Regions from separate parts of the Homo sapiens genome. Here region 1 is linked to region 2. A link is an interaction called in ENCODE POLR2A ChIA-PET data of the cell type or tissue named here. Cell type or tissue: K562. All regions are shown on one strand. Each heading gives the region's core, and the rest is flanking DNA. Links, peaks and the distances in the headings are about the cores only. Region 1 overlaps NSD2 (nuclear receptor binding SET domain protein 2). Region 2 holds the start of NAT8L (N-acetyltransferase 8 like).

Region 1 (5,000 bases), core at 1-5,000, 100 kb after region 2:
ATACCAGCTTTTAAACTAGTAATTGTTTTTTAAATGTATGTCTCTTTTTTTTTTTTTTTTTGAGACAGAGTCTTGCTCTGTCACCCAGGCTGGAGTGCACTGGCACGATCTTGGCTCACTGCAAGTTCCGCCTCCCGGGTTCACGCCATTCTCCTGCCTCAGCCTCCCTAGTAGCTGGGATTACAGGCGCCTGCCACCACGCCCGGCTAATTTTTTTGTATTTTTAGTAGAGATGGGGTTTCACCGTGTTAACCAGGATGATCTCGATCTCCTGACCTGGTGATCCACCCATCTCAGCCTCCCAAAGCGCTGGAATTACAGGCGTGAGCCACCATGCCCAGCCCTATCTCTTCAATCATGCAGACAACAAACAAACAAATGGAGTTATAAACCACGGTTACAACAATACAAACTTTTATAGCTGACCATGTATTTACTTTGAGATCTTTCTTCTTCATACAACTTGTAGTGACTGTATGGTATCCTTTCATTTCAACCTACAAGACTTCTCTCCATTACCTCTCTTGACCATTACTTGCAAGGCAGGTCTAGTGCTAAAAAACTTCTTCAGCTTTTGTTTATCTGGGAATGTCTTAATTTCACCCTTATCTTTGAAAGACAGTTTTACTGCATACAAGTCTTGGTTAACATTTTTTTTTCTTCTTTTAGCATTGGCCCACTGCCTGTAGGCCTTCAAAATTCCTGATGAGAAATTTGCTGATAATCTCATTGAGAATCCCTTGTGATATGATTTAGCTTTGTGTCCCCACCCAAATCGCATCTTGAATTGTAATCCTCAGGTGTTAAGGGAGGAACCTGGTGGGAAGTGACTGGATTATGGGAGGGTTTCCTCCATGCCATCTCATGACAGTGAGTGAGTTCTCTCAAGATCTGATGGTTTTATAAATGGTAGTTTTTCCTGGGCTCTCACACACTTCTCTCTCCTGCCGCCATGTGCAAAGGTACCCTTCACCTTCACCGTGATGGTAAGTTTCTTGAGGCCTCCCCTGTTATGTGGAACTGTGAGTCATCAATTAAACCTCTTTCCTTTATAAATTACCCAGTCTTGGGTAGTATCTCTAGAGCAGTGTAAAAATAGACTAATACACCTTGCATGTAATGAGTAGCTTTCCTCTTGCGGTTTTCAAGATTCTTTTTCTGGTTTTCGAAAGTTTGATCATCTGGAGTTTATTGAGCTTCTTTAGATGTTTATATTTGTGTGTTTCATCAAACCTGGGAATTTTTCAGCCATTATTTTTTCAAAGTTGTCTCTGCCTCTTTCTCTCTTCACCATCTGGGACTCCCACAATAGATATATTGGTCTGCTTGGTGGTAGCCCACATACCCCTTATGATCCGTTCACTTTTCTTCAATCTTCTTTTCTGTTTCTCAGGCTCAACAATTCCTTTTTTTGTTTGTTTCTCTTTATAGGTTTTCTATCTCTTCATTGATACTGCCATTTTGTTCATGCATGATTTTCTTGACTTTCTGCAGGTTTTCCTTTAGTTTTCTCAGCATCTTTAAGGCAGATGTTTTAGAGTCTCTGTCTAGTAGATCTATCATCTGGCCTTTCTTTTAGGGATAGTTTCTGCTGATTTTGTTTTCCCTTTAAATGGCCATATTTTCCTGTCTCTTTGTAGGCTTTTTTTTTTTTTTTTTTTTTTTTGCTGAACACTGGACATGTTAAGTCTAATAATGTGGTAACTCTAGAAATTAGATTCTTCCTCCCCTTGCCCTAGGTTTGCTGTTTTTGTTATTTTTATTTATTGTTCTTGTTTTGATTGTTGCAGGCTGTTTCTGTGCAGAGGATCAACCCAAGATGGAAATTTAAGGTCTTTCCAGATCTTTTTTGAGCTGTACCTTTCCCTGAGCATGCAGTCACTGTCTAATTTTCTAAATTTTCTTATTTTCCCCATAGTTGTTTTTGAATTTCCTAGTCTTTTAATGTCTGGCTCCCAAAAGGGGAAAAAGAGAAAAATGAAAGAGGGGGGCAATTGGTGCTGGCCCTTTAAATACTCTTGAAGATACTTCAGCTGGAGGGGGAGGGGCTTGTAACGACTGAGGGAGGTGTGATAACAACGGCAGCGCAGCGCACCTCTTTGTCTGCACCTCTGTGATCAGAAGCAGCAATCAGGGATCCTGAGCACAGATACCCACTATTTGGAGAAAAGGATCCTTCTTGCTCACCCTGAACCCCTCAAGCTGTGTGCGAGGTGCTCCAAGAACATGTGCATGGCTGTCTGTGGGGCATGGGTAGCCGCTGCTGTGCCAAGAGCTGAAACCAAAATTAACCCCAATTTGCCATCCAAGCCTCCCCTGGAAGTTGCAAGCCTTCAGTAGCTTCCAGAGTTCCAAAATGGTTACATCAGACAGGTCCTTCTGGTGCAACTGTGGTCTAGGTGGGGACACAGCTTCCTGCTCTGCCATTATCCCAGGATCCTCTCAATGACTCTATTTTAACCTCCGCTGCTGTTTGTTCGTATTTGTCTGATTTACCCTCCATATCTCATTCTTTTCTTGTGGCGTCTAAAGCTCTATTCATGGCTTTAACCATTTCTAATACACTTAGTTCACATTCTCCTTTAAATGTAGTCTTGTTACCTCAGGTCCTCGCTAAAAGCAAAGCCTTCCATTAGGAAGGTCTGCTCACGAGGGTCACCTTCTATTGCGCTTTGTAAACGTTTAAGTAGGGCTCCTTTTCAAATTTTTGTTTTGTTTAGAGACCGGGTTCCCATTCCGTCCCCCAGGCTGGAATATATTGACATGATCATAGTTCACAGCAGTCTTAAACTCCTGGGCTCAAGCAGTCCTCCTGCCTCAGCCTCCTGAGTAGCTGGAATCACAGGCACGGCTAATTTTTTTTCTTTTTTGTAGAGATGAGGGTCTGTGTTACCCAGGCTGGTCTCAAACTCCTGGCTTCAAGTGACCCTCCCAACTCGGCCTTCCAAAGTGCTGGGATTACAGGCGTGGGCCACTGTGCCCAGCTTGTTTTTTGTTTTCATAGGAAATATATGAGGTATGAATTGCTTAAATGTCTCTCATGTGTCACAGGCTTTATCTTTGCCTCAATCAGGTACCTCAGGTGGATTACCATGTCAGGAACCAACTTGTGGATTAAATGCTCAACCTGGCATTTCTTTTTTACTAATCAAAAGCAAACTGCAGTATCCACTTGGCATTTCTTACAGCACATAAGTAGTTTACATTTAGACTCCAAAACATAAGGCACAGACCTAGGGCTTCGATGTCTAACAAATAACCTCCCTGCCCTCCTCCCCAGATACAACAGAGAAGCATATTTGCTGCCTCTTGGGGCAAGTTTATTAGTCCCTTCCCTAGGGCTAAAACCCTCCCAGGGGTCTACACAGGGTACTCAACTCCAGTTGGCCACCAAGCCTTTGAGCAAGACTTATCACTGGTCCCCACATGAGGGTTAAAACACAAGCTCCTGCCTGCTCTACACGCCATGGTCCTAGAGGCGCTGTGTACAAACCCACTCTCGCCCTTATGGACCTGCTTCCCATCTTGCCTTTTTGCTCCAGCCCTGCAAAGCTTTCCTATTTACTTAGCAAGCTCAGGCCCCTTATCTGTCATCCTATGAGGGTGTTGCTGAAGAGTCACTGGGGCTTGTTCTTTCTCTCTCGTTGTGTATTCTTGGTTTTCTGTTCATTTTGCACTTCAGAATCCCTGTTCCAATGTCATAGGGTATGCCAGAGCCCACCTCCTAGAGAAGACCTGTGTTGACAGGGCCCTGAGAGGAATGTGCTGCTAGCTTATCCCCTGGGTGGTGCGCCCTGACAGAGCATGTAGGAGGAAGCGCTACCCACCTCTCTAGCTCTAGGGCTATTTCAAGACAATTCTTTTATTTAAAAAAATTTCATCAGCCAGGTGTGGTGGCATGTTCCTGTAGTCCCAGATACTCAGGAGGCCAAGGTGAGAGGATTGCTTAGGCCCAGGAGATCGAGGCTGCAGTGAACTATGACTGTGCTACTGCACTCCACCCTGGGTGATAGAGACCCTGTCTCAAAAAAGAAAAATAACAACAAAACCTAGGAGTAAAAAAATTTCAAACCTAAGAAAAAAATGGAAGAATACTATAACGAACATCAGTATACCCTTCACTCATTCAGTATTAACGTTTTACCACATTTGCTTTTTCTATTTATGGATATATGTATACACACACAAATTTTTTCCCGATCCTTTGAAAGTAAGTTACGAATATCTGACATCTGACCCTAAACACATCACAAGTCATTCTCTTGCGCAGCCACAACACTTTCCATACCTATGAAATTTAGCATGAAGAACAGCCTCCTGTCCAAATTAAAATTTTTCCCACTGCCCCCAAAAGCATACTTTATAGCTCCTCATCCCAGATTCAGGCTCTGATCAAGAAGCACACACCTCCTCTGGGTACTTCTTTAGTCTCTTTTAACCCAGGATTCTTTTTGTCCTTCATGACACTGACTTCTTTGAAAGGTGTAAGCCCCACGACCTGTGATTGACACAGAGCCCAGTGCTCCCCCGGAGCAGGCTCCACTGGCCACTGCTGCCCCACTACTGCAGGGGTAGGGGATATAGCTTCCCCAGGGGCCACCTGACAAGGTTCCTGGAACCATTCTTATTTCCATAGCAGCCCTTTCTCTCTAGGTCTCATCACATCTGTCTTCCATGAATTGTTCAACATTTTTTTATCGGTGATCATTTTCTATCTGGTTTTCAAGCACTACTATTAATCTACTCTTTTAAAAATAGCCAGACTTTCCTGCTAGATGATGAGCTTAAGGGCAACAAAAGGCAGAAACATGTATTCTATCTCCCTTCCTTTCAAAGACCACTCAGGCACTAAGGAGGCCACACTTCCCCAGCTGAAGTCATCCAGAAGCCAAAAGCCTGCCGTGTGAGGGAAGGGATGACACGCACCCCCACAGGGCTGTGGCCATTGAAGGAGCCGCCCTGGAAGGGCCCGGCAACACCTGTCAGGATTGGGCATCAGG
Region 2 (15,941 bases), core at 4,827-9,826:
TGTCCCCCTGCTTGGGGTCTGGGAGGTGGCTGGGGGTGGCTGGCCCAGGCGTGGGGCTCACCTCTGGCTGCCACCTGCAGGTACCCCTCAAGGTGAGCCTGAGTGCCGGCCGCTCATGGGGACACCTGGTGCCACTGCAGGAGGCCTGGGGCCCTCCGCCAGGCCCATGTCGCACTGAGTCTCCCAGCAACAGCCTGGCTGCCCCTGGGTCCCCTGCCAGCACCCAGCCCCCACCCCTGCATTTTTCGCCTTCATTTTGTCTGTAGCCCCAGGCAACAGTGGGAGGAGAGAACTGGTTTCCAGCAGTCCATTGTGTGGCCTTCCCCAAGGTCACCAGCTCTGTACGCCCCAGGACGCATTAACCCTTTGGGGCTGGGGTGGCCCGCCATCCCCTGGAGTAAATGCCTGTGCAAAGCCCTCCTCATCCTTGTCTGAGTGAATTCTTCCTGTGAGTGGGAAGTGCCGCGTCCACCACCCCCAGCCACTTGGCCGGGGCAGGGCTGAGTGCCCCCAGTTGGGAGTGACCCAGGCTGGGTCTGGGCCAGACACTCCAGACTGGGTAGGCACTCCCAGCTCCCTCTCCCATGGATTCCAGGGGAGGGGGCTGCCTCGTGGCTCAGCAGCTGCTCCCCCCGGCAGGTGTCCAAGAAGCCACCAGCTCTGACGCCCTATGGTGTCACCCCCTGCTGGCTCCCTTCGCTTTAGGAAGCCATGGCCCAGGGCGTGCACCGTCCTCCCAGGCCAGCCCAGCGTGCAGCCCTGTACTGAGATGGAGAGAACACAGCCTCCCCGCAGGCACTGAGGCCCCTAGAGCTTGTGTTCCCGACTGATGTGTCAGGAGGACCAGAGGAGCCCCTCTATGAGAAGACCTGGCCACCCACTGCAGGCCTCCCCCATGGATGCAGCCTAGGGGCCACCGAGGACCCGCGGGCGTCTGGGGTCACATGCTCTCAGGCCACAAGGTCTCTCCCATGAGCCTCCTGCAGGCTAGTGACCAGTGGCTGCAAACAGGCTGGCTCCTGAGACAGCCAGTGCTCCAAGCAGCTCCTCCAGACTCTTCCCGTCCCACGTGCCCCTCTGCCTTCCCTCATGCACAGTGGCCTCACTGCCAGCCCAGCAGGACACCTGTGACTCACCTCCACCTCACAGCAGGCTGCGACAGAGGCACCAACACGATCCCCTCTTTGCACGTGGGGAAACTGAGGCACCAAAAGGTCACAGGGCTCAAAAGTGCGCCAGCCAGGATTTCAGCCGCATCCTCACCCTGTACCATGGTTCCCTGTCTCTGTGGTGGCCCCTGGAAATGTGCTCCCGGGGTCCTGCTTTCAGGCCACCCCCCCCCCCCCGGGTATCTCAGCCCCTCCCATGTACTTCCTTACCCAGGTCTGGGTCTGGGCTCCAAGAGCATCCCTTGAAGTGGGGCACAGGGCCCCCTGTACCCTTCAGGGATGTCACCTCCGGCTGCCACCCACAGAGCGGCCAGCACTCAGGCTCACCATCAAGGTGCTGGCTCCTCGTGGGGACACCTGGTGCCACTGCAGGAGGCCGGCCAGGGGTGAGTATATGGGGTGCAGATGGTGCTGTGGGTTTGAGCAGTGGCCTTCCCCACCACCACCGTGTGTACCACCCTGCCCTCTTTCAAGTGGCGGCTGTGTCACCCACGCGGCTTGCCTGTGCCCACTGAACATGGGTCATCTTTTCTGGGTGACCTGGGTCATCACAATGAATTGGTCAGGACCTCGCTGCTGTGGTCTGCGGGTGCTGGAAGTCCGTTCCTTCTTCCCTTCAATTACGCAGCATTTGCCTGACAGCGTGTGCGGTGCTGGGGAGGCAGGGACAGCTGAGTCCAGATCACAGTCCTGCTGCTATGCCACACCAGCCTCGCCCCTCTTGGTGCTTCCTGCCCCCTGGGGGAGCCAGGTGCCCATCCTGTGGCTCAAGGAAGCATTTGGTTTCTCCCCAGGAAGAGAACACCCACTCTGGCCGAGACAGCCTGATTTTCTCCTGGCTTCAAAAACATTTTCACCGCCTCCCATGTGTGTGGGTCCTGGGTGGCCGGGCCTGCCCCCATTGTGGTGGGACGTCCCAGTGATCCAGGGAGCTGCCCGTAGCCACTGCTGGGCCCTCCCACCAGCGCGGTGCTGCCCCTGCCTGCGTTCCCTGGGCAGCACTCTGAGCCCCAACAGGCCCGCCAGGCCTTGATGTACCCGCCGCACCCAGGCCTCCATCCTGCCGCAGTTTCAGTGGGATGTCCCACATGGGCTTTGCTGTTCGTAACCCGAGCCCAGGCCAAGGCTGCCTAGCCCTCCAGGCTGAGGGGCAGCCCTGCCCCTGCCCCTGCCCTTGGAAAGATACTCGCAGCCTGGGGTTCCTTCAGGGTCCTGGCTGGAGGGCCTGGCGGCACGGGTTGGGAGGGTGGGAAAGGCAGAAGCCGGGCCAAGGAAACCCCTACCAGGAAAGTGGCCCAGGGGACCGGCTGTGGAGCTGGGGGACCCCCAGACTCCAGGAGTTCCTCTGCCAACAAGACTGGCATCCTGACGGGGACCTGCCAGGGCAGGGGTCTGTGTCCACCCCATGTCTGTCTGTGAGACTCCCGACACCAAGCTCCCCACCCCACAGCCCTGAGCTGCAGCACCCTCGGCCTGGACCCCAGCCCTGGCATCCTCCCTCACAGACACTGGGGGTCCACCCCCATCCTGGTGGGCTCTAATGCCCGCTCACCTCACACCCTCCCTCAGCACCGCTGTTCCTCCGAGGGGCCAGGCAGGCAGGCGCCGGGGCTGCCAGGGCAAGGGTCGACATAACCACAGGAACTGGGAACCCCAGACCCAGGAGGACAGGGCAGCGGGGCCTTGTCCCACTGGGGTGGCAAAAATGGGGCGGGGGCAAGGGCTGGGGGACAAGCTGTCTGCCAGGAGTTAGAGTACCCAGGACCAAGCACAGAGCTGGGGGAGGGCAGGGCCCAGGAGCTGCTCAGGGGGATCCCAGGCCTGAGAGTGAATGGGCAAAGCCCACCCGGCTGGGTGCCTGCTGGGGGAGGGGCCTCAGCCCATGGGGCCACCAAGCCCCCCTGCCCCACCTCCTGGATTACACTCCCTCCAGGGGGCAGTGCTGGCTGCAGGGCAGCCTGGCCAGGTGTAGGGGAGCCGAGGTGGGGAAAGGGGGTGGCCAGGGGAGAAGGGGGAGGCGGCGGGGGCCAAACTGGGCAACCAAGGGTGGGGCCACATCCCTGAAAGCCAGCCCTGCCACACAGTGGGCAGGAAGCGCCTCAAGAGAGCACGGGAGCCAGGTGCCTTCAACTCTGGTTTTATTGAAAAACAGCAGCATTGGGGGCCATTCAGGGGAGGGGCACACACCCACCCCCGGCCCCCGCAGCCCCTCTCCTCAGAACTCGCTCGCCCCCACCCTGGGGGCTGTTTTGGCACATCTGGGGCCTCAGAACAATCTGCCCCCGCCGTGGGCTCACAGTACAGTTTCGGGAACAAACAGCAGCAGGTGAACCCCACCCCCTGTGCTCCCCAAGCCTGGCCTCCCCGGACCTGCCCTGGAGCTGCCCAGGCCCTCCACCCAGGCCCTGCTCCACTGAGGGGCAAGAGGGGCCAGGGAGGCTCAGCCCGGGGCCTGGGGCCCAGCAGGGAAGCCGTGAGCAGGACCTGCTTCCCCGGGCACTGCCAGCCCACCACCGCCGGGTACCTGCACAGCCACATATATGCAAGTACACACACAGGCACTCGCACGCATGCATGCTCATGCAACACACATGTACACTCTACATGTACAGCTCACATATGCATCCATACACATGTGCATGCTCACCCATACACCAGCCACACACAAGTACTCATACGCATACATGCCCACACACAAAGTACACACACGTACACCATATGCATATGTATGCACTCATACACTCATACATATGTGCCCCCTCAGAGAAGTACACAAGAACATGCGCATCACACATGCATACGTGCTCATGCATACACACGCACATTCATACACACGTGCATGCTTATGCATACCCAAGACACAAACACATGTACACGCACACATGCGCACACACACGTACATCTATACACGTGCTCACGCATGTACACAACTCATGCACATGTACACCTATACACGTGTACACACACATGCATGCTCACGCGTGTACATGCTTATGCACCTACAACATGCACGTGCACAGGCTCACACATGCACACATGCTCACACTACACATATCCAAGAACCCACTTGCACACACACACACGCTCAAACACGTGCACATGCACACACACAGGTACATCCCTCCTTTAAAATGGCTAATTATTGCTGTTTTAAAAAAAATACATCCAACAATGGTATGTCCGGCTCGCCATCCTTCACCCCACCATGGCCCCGGGAGGCATCACGCCACCTCTGGAAGCACAGCAGCCGTGGCGCGGAGGAGTAAGCGGATCCCAGGGTCTGCAAGTCTGGAACTCAAACCCCAAGTGTCAGCTCTGTGGCCATCAGCCCAGGAACACAGGCCTGTGGCCAAACAGAAGCAGCTTCCAAACAGACATAAGCAAGTCAGCAGGCAACACAGGGTGCGCGACTGCAGCGCCAGCCCACGGGGGATGGCAGTGGGCTCCCTTGGCGCAGGGGCAACTGTCCCACCGTCCCTCGGGCACTGACAGGAAGGTGGCCCCACGAGGGCCCACACAGCCCCCTGCCCGGCGGGGCAACCACCTTCGGCCCCCACAAAGCCCAGGCGCCAGCAGAGCCCAGGAACCCAAGTTCCCAGCCTCAGGCCACCAGCACAGCCCTGGGTGCCCCAGGGCAGGCGGGCCTCTCAGAGGGGAGCCAGGTCCCTATGGCCCAGAGAGCTTCCCCAGCACCTGCCACACAGCCAGGAAGCTCAGGGCGTCCCCAGCCCGTCGTCCCCTCTAGGGCCTGCAGCCTTCTGCCATCTTCTCTGAGAAGGACACCCAGAGCAGGAGAGGGGTGGCCCCAGGACCTCGTGGCCTCAGGCCTGCTGTCCACAGGGCCTCCCAGGCCCAGCCTTCCCCCAGGGCCAGCCATCCACCCCTCAGGCCAGACTGACCCAGCCCTTGGCCCCTCCCTCCGGGGGCAGCTTCTCACCTGCTGCCCGGCCCCAAGGCATGCCACCAGCCGGAAGCAAGGCTGGGCATGGGGCGGAGGAAGGAGGAGGAGATGCCGCCACGGCTGCGGGGCTCAACTCCCTACGCTCAGGAGCCCTTCTGGGGGCCAGACCACATGGCAGCTTCAGCACAAGCAGGCCTCCCACCCTCAGGGACCAGGTCTGCAGCGACTCACACCTGGGCAGTGGCAGCTGCCTGGGGCCACCCCACCCCCAGCACAGCAAGACCCGTGGCTCTGGGCAGTGTGGGGCATCCCGAGGCGCTTCAGCCCTCAGCTGCCCGGAGCCTCTCGTCAGGCCTGCAGTGCTCGTCCAGTGAGGATGTCCTCCTTCGCCCAGCTCTGGCCCCAGGCACTGTCAGCCCCTCCCGCCTTCCACGCCCCCCACTCCAAAAACAGAGGCTTCCAAACACACAGAAATCCCAGGAGCCCCAGGCCCCTGAGCAGTGCTAGGGCCCGGCCTGGCTTTCCCCGGGCCTCACCACGCAGAGTTTGAGTGGTGGGTGCCCATGGGGAGCGGGCAGGGGGCCAGCACTCGGGGAAGCCGCACCAGCCACGTGACAGCAGGGCCCAGGAGGGCGCTTCAGAGGTAGAAGAAGTTACATCAGAGTTTCTACAAACGTATAAAATTCACGTCAGTGCACATGTGCAGAGCAGTGAGATCCCAGGCTGGAGGGATGAGGTGGGCCAGGTCAGGCCCACCCACCAGGCACCCGGCCTCCAGCCCCGGGGGAGGACACACCTACCCCCCAGTGGCCTTCAAGGGCGCCACCAAGCTACACATTGGCCTGGCAAGGGTTCCGGGCAGCTCCGCCCCAGCCTGGCAGGCACACCAGTGCCTCTGCTCACCTCAGGGGCGGCAGGGTTCTGCACACAACCACCCCGCACACCCTTCCTGCCATCTCTACCAAGTCCTGGCAGCAACAAAAAAGGCCAAGCGTCTCACCACCCACAGGGCAGTGCAGCCAAGGAAGAGGTCACTCACGGGCGCAGATGCCACCAGAATGAGAGAAGGCCACACTGCCCAGGACTCTCAGAACCCCCAGGAGGGGGATCTGCTAGGATCAATATCAAGGAGACACTGGCAGTCCCTGGGCCTCCAGGCCCTGCCCTGGCGTCGGTGGGCTCCAACAGCCACCCCCAAGCACCCTGCACCCCAGGAGCCCGAGGCTCCAAAGGCACAGGACCAAGGGACGCTGGCAGCACCCCGACATGACACCCCCAAGACCTGACTCCACCTGGCCCGCCCTGCCCCTCCTGCCCCCAGCATGCCCCGCACCAACTGGGACCAGCCCCAGGCCAAACCCAAACCAAACCAAAAGAGGAAAAAGGCACAACTGTTTGTTTCCATTTTGCTAAAACACTTTACGTCTGTCTGTATATTCCAGATTAACAAAATCTGAGCTGCAAGAAAATAGGGTGCCGATTTCTGTACAGTCTACAAAACTCCCATCCCCAAGCGGGGACCGGGCACCTCCAGGGAGGAATGTACAGGGGAGTGGGGTCTGTACAGTGCTCTGCACACCTCAATTGCTAACAGGACAAAAGGCCCTTGGACGCAGGGCTTCTCTGTCCCTTCGCTCGCTTCTGAAGCGCCTCGTGAGAAGCATCCCTCCATGGCCCTGCACGTGGCCTTGATGCCTGGGACCCAGTTCCGTGGCCCACCCTGCCTGCCACGACCCCTCCCCAATTCCCCCACACAAAGGGGTCTGGGCAAGTGTTTATTCTTCTCCTGCCACCAAAGCCAGGTCCACTTCTAAGCTGAATGTGCAGCCTGTGCCACCCTCCACCTCTGTCTCCCCTTCCAGGCCACCCCCCCCGCCCCCCGTCCAGGGCAGCCCCTGCCTGTGACCTCAGGAAGGAGAGACCAGGAGCATGGCCAGCGGAAGCCGAGGCGGCCACCCCTCTTCCCACCCAGCCCAAGGCAGCGCCCTGCCCCTCCTCCCGGAGGCTGCGGACTCCCTTGCCCCCCACCCTGCCCACACTGCAGGCCAGGGCTGGGAGGCGTGCTCCATGGCAGGAAATGACATCCAATCAGGGTTTCCCTCCAGGTTTCCAACAGCAAAACGCTCCACCCACCCGGCCACCCACCCCCATCACACTGGGCCAGAAACTGTGTCTTAGGGTACAAACTACCGTTTTGTCCCAAGAATTAAAGTCATGCAGAGTGCTATTCTGTCTAAATAACTTATTAGAAAATGTGTTGGTTTCAGGCTGGGAGAAGCTGTGGGCTGGGCGCTGTTGGCAGCAGCCTGGGCTGATAAGATTCACAGGGTGGACCGTCAGCCAGAGGCAGGAGGTCCCCGGGGACATCTGGGAGAGGCCAGCACGATCCAGTGGGCACTGGGGAGAGGGGTCCCATGGACCCCCACCCTGGCTGTGCCACGGACGCCATGGGAGTCACCTGGGTGATGACACCAGTCAGCACAGCCCAGGCAGGGGAGGGGCCGGAGCCAGAGAAATGGAGGGCGTCAGAGCAAAGCAGGTGTGGACAGAGCCGGGCGGCGCGGGGCAGACCAGGCCCTCCAGGAGGTGGGGGCAGGGGCAGGCCCTCCCACAGCCAGCTGGGGGCTGGGGACAGGGGCGCTCACCAGCCCGGGTCTCCGGGTCCAGTCTGGGCAGGGCGGCAGGGCGGGGCTGTGTGCATGCGGCATGCTCAGCCGGGCCACACCCTCGGCATGCGCGGAGCAAAGCAGCGCCGTGGCCAGCTGGGGCCTCCACAGGCAGTGGCGCTGGGGCCGCAGGCGGGGCCGGAGCCTGGCCCCGGGATCTGCTGCAGAGGTTCTGTGCTTGGTGAGCAAGGCTGGGCCTTCCCCAGTGGCGGCGGGCAGGGCAGCGTCATGGACAGCCGCGGTGGTCCAAGATGCCACTCTTCAGGTGGCAAGCCGCCCAGGCAGGTGGGGAAGGGCGAGGGGCTATGGCGACAAACAACCCACCCCCACCAAAGTGTCGCCGAAGAACAACAGCCCCGCACCCCCCGGAACCAGCCAGACAACCGCAGGATGTTGAAAAGGGGAAACCCAACACAAACGCCAATTGAGCGTCTGAAAGCAGGCCGCGCCGGGCGGCGGGCAGGCGGGCAAAGGCGGACAGGGCGGCCGGGGGGGCGGGCGGGCGAGCGGCGGCGGTCACTCCTCGCGCAGCTGCAGGCGGTAGCGGTGGTAGCGGACCTGGAAGAAGAGGCGCTCAGCCAGCGAGAGGGTCATGCCCGGCAGCACGTAGTGGTCACTGGCGCCCATGTGTCTGAAGCCCAGCGACTCGTAGAGCTTGTGGGCGGCCACCTTGACGGCCGTCGTGCCCAGCACCACCGCGGAGTAGTTGTGCACCACGGCGAACTCCAGCACCTTCCGGCCCAGCGCCTTGGCGATGCCCTTGCCTCGGAAACGTGAGTCCACAGACATCCGCAGCAGCTCCACCGTGTTGTCCTCCTCGTGGGCCCGTGCAGCCACAATGCCCACCACGTTGCCATCCAGCACGGCCACCCAGAAGCAGGAGCCTGCAGGGGATAGGGCGGTCAGGGACACCCGGTGAGGAAGGCTGGGGAGACCCCTCCACCTCTGGGGTGAGACAGGGCCCTTGGCACTGCCCCCTCCAGCTGGACACCAAGCCAGGGCAGTGGGACACCCAATCCCGGCAGCCCCCGGGGCCTAGCTACCAGCTCTGCTGGAGCCAAGGGAGGGGGCAGCCACTATTCAGGACAAGCAGGTAGAGCCCCCCTCCAGAGCTCCTTAAGCAGAGAAAGCCAGCCCAACACCTGTTACCCAACAGGCCAACAGCCAGGACCCACTCAAGCCTGGAGGCTGCGCTGCTCAGAGTAGTGGTCAAAGGCCCGAGTCCCTCCTCTGAGACCAAGAGCTGGGGCAGGCTTTGCCCAGTCAGGCCGCTGCCCTCTGCCCAGCTACTCCCAGACCAAATGCCTTGATGGCCCGGGCCACCCTGAACAGGCCATGGTGCAGCCAAACTGCTGTGGCTTCTGGCCACCCAGGGTCACCCGGGCCATCACGGCAAACTCCAGCACCCACAGCAGAGGGCCGCAAAGGGCAGGGGTCAGCAAAGTGCGTCCAGAAGGCTCCCTGCAGCCCAGGAGGAGCTTTCCTATAAATCCAAGTGGGGGACAGGGGATGGCCCCTCTGGCCCCGGCCTCTCCTGGCAGTAGGCCAAGTGGCCAGGCCATCACCCCATCCACAGCACGGCCCAATTCTCACCTCGAGTCAGGCACGAAGCCAGGAGGTGGCGGTCGTGGGGGAGGGGAACCGGCAGGGGAGGAGGAGAGGTGCAGGGGCAGGTTGGGGCGGTTGTGGGAGGGAACCTGCAGGCACTGGCCACAGGGGAAGCCCAGCCACCTCCAGCAGCCAAAGGCAGAGGTGGCACCCAGAGACCTCTCTGAAGACCAAGGGTTTGGCCAGTGGAGGGCCACACAGCCTGCCTGTGGCCCATCCAGCCTCCTACTCAAGGAGGCTCTGCACCTGCCCCGAGCCCCGGGAAGCCCTCCCATCCCTCCCCATTGCCCCTCTGCACAGCCACCAGCCTGCTGGCTCCATGAAGGGGACCTCTGTCTCCTTCACTGCTGGACACTGAGGCCTGGCAGGCAGCTAAAGGGGTACTGAAGGCCCTTCAAGGAGAAGCAGCGTGGGGGGGAGCCACTGGGCACCGCTGCCATCGCCACAGACACGAGCAGCTGGGCCCTCCAAGCTTTGTGCAGCTCCAGGGTTCCCAGGAGGGCTGCCCCTCCTCGGCCCCCTGTCCTGGAGCCCCTGGGGTCTCCCACACCCAACCCCCCATCTCCCTACCCACACAGCATCTCTACCTCCAAGGAGGGGATCCTGGACCAGTATCCCTCCCACCAGCTGGCCTGCCCACCACCCAGGGGTTCTGCCTCTACCTACCCAGGCAAGACGAGAGATCAGGGCCATCCCAGAAGTAGCAACCCCCAGCACCATGTGGCCCTGGGCACACCTCACTCCTCCCAAGACTCGGTTTCCCCATGTGCACAAGCAGCTCCCAGAATCCACCACGGGCCATCAGCAGCTATCCAGCCTCTGCCCTCGTGGGGTGTTCCTGCAGCCCTGCCAGCTACCCCTCCACTCCCTCACACCAGGGAGGCCACGGCCCAGAGGGAGCAGGGCCATGCCCCGTGTGCCCACCGGAGCCCCCTGTGTTGCTGTGGCCTGTGCTTCCTCATGGCCCGTTTCCCCTCCCAAGCAGAGGCTGGCCAGGGCTCAGGGGCTGCTCAGATGCTCTGTTTGGGTTTAGGAAAGGGTCAGGGAGAGCAGCAGGCACCAAGGCCGTGGCGCGGGGGTGGAGCATGGCAGCCAGCGGTGCCAGACACTGCCCCTCCCCTGACACTGACCGGGCTCCTGACAGACCCTGCCCAACCCTTTGGGCCACACTCTGTCCCTCTCGTTGGCCTACAGACGCTCCAGGATCGCAGAGAGCCTCCCACCCCAGAGAGCAGAGTCTTCACCCCTGCGGCATCCGGCATGGGGGAACCGGTGTGGCTCAGCGGCTGGGGGCCAGCCCGAGGGTGGAGAACAACCCCCACCCCCCCTAGAGCCCAGACCCAGCTCCTCCAGCTATAGAAGGCCACAGAGGCTGGGACAAAACCCTTCAGCTAAGCGGCCCAGCGATCAGGCCAGAAGTGAAGGCCAAGGCTCAAGGTCAGGTCCCCTGCCCCCACCCCATCCTCTGTGCCCCAATAGGGTCCCCGGCCCCTGCCACACAAGCCCTCTCCCCCCAGGACCCTGGCACTGCAGGCAACCCCATCCCCGCAAGGCACACCAGATGGGACCCACAGAGCCCAGCGGCCCTTGCCCCACCGCAGCAGGCGCCAGGGAGACGCATCCACAGCAGGGAACGGTGGAGCCACTGCGTCGCAGGGCCAGCTCAGGTCACTCAGCGGGAGGAACCGGCCGTGCCTCCCCCAGCCCCGCTGACACCGGAGGCCTCGGTCACCCAGAAGGCTCAGGTCACAGGGGCCCCGGCTCAGGCCCACCCACGCCGGCCCTCGCCCAGGCCTGCCCTGAGGTCGCTGGAGTGCGTGCCCCCGAGGGCTGTCTGGGGCGGAGGTCGGGGAGCGGCGGGAGCGGGACTCACCGGGCGGCTTCATGTAGTACTGCTCGATGTCCGCCATGTCCGTGTGCAGCGCGCACTCCAGGTAGGCGCGGATCACCTTGCGGCTGTAGTAGTAGCGCAGGCCCAGCAGCGCGGCCGGCACCAGGCACGTCAGCAGCAGCGAGCGGCTCACGGCGAAGCACAGCGCTGGGGGCAGAGGGCGCGGGTCAGCGGCGCGGCGGGGGTCCCCAGGCCCCAGAGACGCCACCCCGGCGAAGCCCGCTAGGGACGCCGCGCCCGGCCGCGCTCCTGGTGGAGGAGCCGGGGTCATCTCGGGTGCTTTCTACTTCTCCCTATTTCCAAGCTTCCTGCGGTGAAGACAGCCACCCCACCCACCCCCACCGCCTGGAATGAGCCTCGGCGGGTCTCTGAGCTTCCAAACACGGCAGGACACCCTCGGGATGGCCGGGCCGGGAAGGACTCTGCCCACGCTGGCCTACTGAAGCCAAGGTGGGCAGATCCTGGCAGGGAGCTGCCCCGCAGACCAGGCCCCGCGCGGGGGAGGGGGGAGGGGGGAGGAGGAAGGGGGGTGTCCCACGTTCCAGCCTCGGGCTCCAGGACCCCCTCTTCCCAGGGCCCCAGCAAGAGCCCTTCCTGGCCAGCGTCCGGGAGCTCTGAGGGCAGGGACAGGGCAGGGAGGCCCCACACCGCTTCCAGCCGCATTTCGGCTGCCGTGACCTTGGGGGAGTCGCGTCCTCCCTACGCGGCCTCAAGCGCCTCATCTGTAAAATGGGAGCGAACCCCCTCACCCCGGCAGGAAGCTCTGAGGGGAAGGGCACCCAAAGACGCTGAAGGGGCCGCCCTCTGCGACCGCCCCGGCTGTGCCAGGCGCGCGCACCCCCCGCGGCGCCGGCTGTCTTCCCCTCATAAATTAGCACCGAGCGGGAGGCGGCCTCCCCCGCCCGCAGATTATATTTAGGCACTCGCCGGGGCCCAGCCGCGGCGGGCGCTACCTGCCCTGGCACCCGCCCCCACCCAGGATGCCCGGGAGGGGACAGGGGAGGCGGTGGGGGTGGGGGGCTGCGCGGCGGGGACGCAGGTGCGGACCCCGGACCCTCCCCGGCTCCGGCCCGCTCGGGGCCCTGCGCCCATCCCCACGCCCATAGCCAGCCCTGCGCGGGGCCCGGCGCGGCAGAAAGCGGGGGGCTTCCCAGGCTGGTCCCCGGGAGCCGGGCGCGGGGTCCGCGTGGACGCCGGGGCGGGGGAGCTCCGCGCCGGCCCGAGGGACTGCGGCAGCCGGGGGCCCGGCGCACTGACCCGCCAGCAGGGCGTAGAGCAGCTGCGCGCGCGGGTGCTGCCGCAGGCCGCGGAAGGCCGTGTTAGGGATGCGCTCCATGATGCCGTCGTAGAAGATGCGGCGCGCCGCCTCCTGCTCGGCCGCACGGAACTCGCGGATGCACACGCCGCGCCCCCCCGGCGGCCCCGCGCCCCCCGCCCCGCCGTGAGGCTGAGCCACCGGGGCAGGTGGGGGCGCGGGGGGCGCGGCGGCCGGCCCGGGCGCGGCGGGCAGCGGGGGCCACATGGCGCCGGCGGCGGCGAGCAGCGCGTCCTTCTTGGCCCCCGGCAGCGCCTCATGGTCCTCGGCGGCCACGATCTTCGTCTCGCAGACCATGTCGGGAGGCCCACAATGCATGCACCCGGCCGGGCGGCGCGGCAGCGGGGACGCGGCCGGGCGGCGGCGGGCACGGCCGGGCCCAGGGCAAGGGCGCGGCGCCCTCGGACCCGCGGCGGCGGCGGCGGCGGCGGCAGCGGCGGCGGCGGCGGCGGCAGCTCAGGGGCGCGGGGCGGAGGCGGCGGGCGGCCGGGGCGCGCGCAGGGAGCTGCGCCGCATTTTGGAGAAGTATTTATAATGCGGCGGCGCCGGTGCAGTCGCGGCGCCCGCGGCCCGCAGGGTCCTAGCGTCCACTGCATTGGCTGCCGGGGGTCACCATGTGATCGCGGGGGTGGGGGAGACGCCGCCCCCGCCTCGCCGGGTGGCTCGCTGGGCGCGACGGGGCGGCCGGGCAGCGCGAGGGGCCCGGCACGGGCGGGGGCGGCGGCGCGGGCGGGGGCTCCTGGCCCGGGGGCGTCCGGCGGGGCTCGGGACCCGGCCGCGGAGCGCGTGATGGGCGCCGCCCGCCCCGCCCCCCGCTCCCACGCCGCGCGCCTGGGAGCGCCCCGACCCCGGGCCCGACCGCTGGCGATCGCGGCGCCACGTCCTCCTCCTCCTCCTCCGCGGCCGCCCGGAGCAGTCACGGCAGCGTCTCCCGCTCCGTCTCCTGCCTTTGTTTGAAAGCAGCGCCCGCGGTGGACCTGGGGAGAGGGCGCCGCGGCTGCCCCGGCCCGGAGCCCCCGGGAAGCCTCGTCCGGAGCCGCACGGGCAGCCGGAGTGGGGACGCGGAAGGGCGGGGTCTGCGGCCTGGCGCGGCGCCCCCCTGTCCGAGCCCCGCAGTGGGCACGGGGATGCGGGGCCCGCAGGACCCCTCCCGGCCCGGCCCCCGCCCCCCGCGGCCGCGCATGCGCCCCGTGGCCTCGGTGCAGGTGCAGCGGGGGCTCTGCGCCTTGTAGGACCTGCAGACGCCGCAGGCTGGGGCGGAGAAGCTCAGGTGCGGGGAGGCGGTCGCAGACCCCATCCTCGGCGCTTCTCGAACCTAGCCCCCTTCAGTTCTGCGCGACCTCCCAGCACCACCCCGAGGGCTGCCGGAGCAGAGCTTCCCCGACATGCGCGGGCGGGACGGGGCCAGGGGTCCAGGCCTGGGGACCCGCAGTCTGCGTTGTGCGGTGGAGTTGGGGCCAGCCGGGCAGCTGAGGTCACCTGAAGGCCAGGAGGGGCTGGGCCTGCCCGTGGACGTGGGAGTGAGGCCGCAGCGCCCTGGTGGGGTGGGGAGGGGCGGCTGAACTGGTCCACAGCCCCGTCCGCCAGAGAACGGGCCCTGGAGAGGGGCAGGGGACGGGGTGGGGGCGTGGGGGGGAGGGGAAGCCAAGCTGGGAAGGCGCCCCCTCAGTGTCTGGGGCCCGCTGTCAGCTTTTCAACCTAAAGGAGAAAACAGGCAAAACGAATAGAAATAGTTTGTTGGGGCCAAGTTTGAGGACTGCAGCGTGGAAGGACAGACTCAGGTTGGTCTGAATGCACGCGCTCTCATTCGCAGCAGTTGCAAGTGCGTTTTTAAAGGAAAAATGAAGACGCAGCTCCTAAATTCACCAAGAATTTGCATTAAAATGGCATAAGCTATTGATTGGTGTACATTATTTGTCACAAATTCCAGGAACATGAAGATGACGCTGAGGCGGCCAGGCGGACACTATAGGAAAGAAAAGAAAGAACAAAATGCCTTCCAGCAGTTGCCCCGGGCGTGAGTGGGGAGGCGGGACTGAGGCCCTGTACTCAGGTGTCTCTGGGCCAGATAATCTTTGAGAATCCCACATAGCTCCGGCTATTTTTCTTTTCTCATTTCTCGTGTTTGATCAAAAATTTTCTCTTCTCAAAGCAGTGATGATCGACATTCTAGATGTAAGTTTTTCTGCTGGGAAGGCTCATTCCCGGGCCATCTCACCCCGCATGGGGGGAAAGAGGACAGGTGCGGTGGGCGCTTAAGAACTTCGTGAGGCCTCAAGGCCAAGGTTGATTGGCACGGGGTCTGTCAGGCCGTCTGCTATGAAGGAGCCACGCATACCGGATGGCTTCTGAGCATCTAGCTAGCATCCTCGGGGTTTTTTGGTTGACTTTGGACATCTAGAAACACAAAGCCTAATCAATTTAAGAATGAAAAATATGGGCCGGGCGTGGTGGCTCATGCCTGTAATCCCAGCACTTTGGGAGGCCGAGGCGTGTGGATCACGTGAGGTCAGGAGTTTGAGACCAGTCTGGGCAACATGGTGAAACTGCGCCTCTACTAAAAATACAAAAATTAGCCGGGTGTGGTGGCAGGCGCCTGTAATCCCAGCTACTTGGGAGGCTGAAGCAGGAGAATCACTTGAACTCGGGAGGCGGAGGTTGCAGTGAGCTGAGATCGTGCCACTGTACTCCAGCCTGGCAACAGACTGAGATTCTGCCTCAAAAACAAGAAAAGAAAAAGAAAAAATGACACAAATAAGGGCAACTATTAACAATTTGAAATCTAGAACTGAAGAGTGCTTCTATTTTTGAAGGTAACCAGATACCTATTTTGTCTCCTTCTGGTCCTGGCCTGAAGAACAAGATGTTGAAGTTCTCCAGTGATGGAAACGACCTCTCTGGCGAGGCTGCCTGGTGTGGTCCCATCTATTGTGGTTGGAGGAAGTCCTATATTTGATGCTTTTCTCATGAAATCTCCAGGTTGGAGACCTTGAACTTTCATGTCTTCATCTCCTGAGAACTCGCCGTTAACAGAATCCTTAATTAATTTAGAATGTGCAGTGAGAAGCTCTATAGGGTCTCGGCAATAATGAAGAATATCGCCTTTAAGGGGAGCTGGTTTGGAGGCTCCTTCATCCAGGCACAGGGCCTTCCTGGTATTATTTCAAAGAGAGAAAGCTGATGTTTTCCAAACAGGGCAGAACCCCAGTTCAGCACCACAGTGGAAACACCTTAGGCCAGGGAGTGTTAGAAGCTGGTTTCAGCATTGCAGATGGGTTTTCTATTATCCCACCTGTGCGTTCCACAGTCTGGAAGATGGAGGAGGGCTGCAAGCACAATGGGAATGCCAATCCCTCCAATCCCAACCAGCTTTCACTATGCAAGGTAAGAT

The links. Peaks named below come from ENCODE experiments on the same cell type or tissue, not always from the same donor. Only the 100,000 strongest peaks of a DNase experiment are listed, where the experiment ranks them.
Region 1: POLR2A ChIA-PET joins it to region 2 with 5 read pairs; 2 of 35 experiments call an interaction of 5 or more read pairs at or near these places.

Annotation. Positions count from the first base shown.
Region 1 is chr4:1,961,718-1,966,717 of GRCh38, reverse strand. The region is part of intron 18 of NSD2 (nuclear receptor binding SET domain protein 2); the gene reads right to left. Among named protein-coding and RNA genes, the nearest start is that of MIR943, 22 kb to the left of the region's middle. In K562, for the core only: no CTCF peak of the experiment used is centred there; a DNase peak (open chromatin) is centred at 2,057.
Region 2 is chr4:2,056,439-2,072,379 of GRCh38, reverse strand. NAT8L (N-acetyltransferase 8 like) reads right to left here and starts at 13,053. Exons shown (of 3, transcript NM_178557.4): 1 at 12,493-13,053; 2 at 11,218-11,382; 3 at 3,291-8,620. The coding sequence starts at 12,868. The coding sequence ends at 8,253. POLN (DNA polymerase nu) reads left to right here. Exons shown (of 26, transcript NM_181808.4): 26 at 81-462. The coding sequence ends at 266. RefSeq lists enhancers at 2,043-2,724, 5,235-5,848. In K562, for the core only: no CTCF peak of the experiment used is centred there; DNase peaks (open chromatin) are centred at 7,809 and 9,374.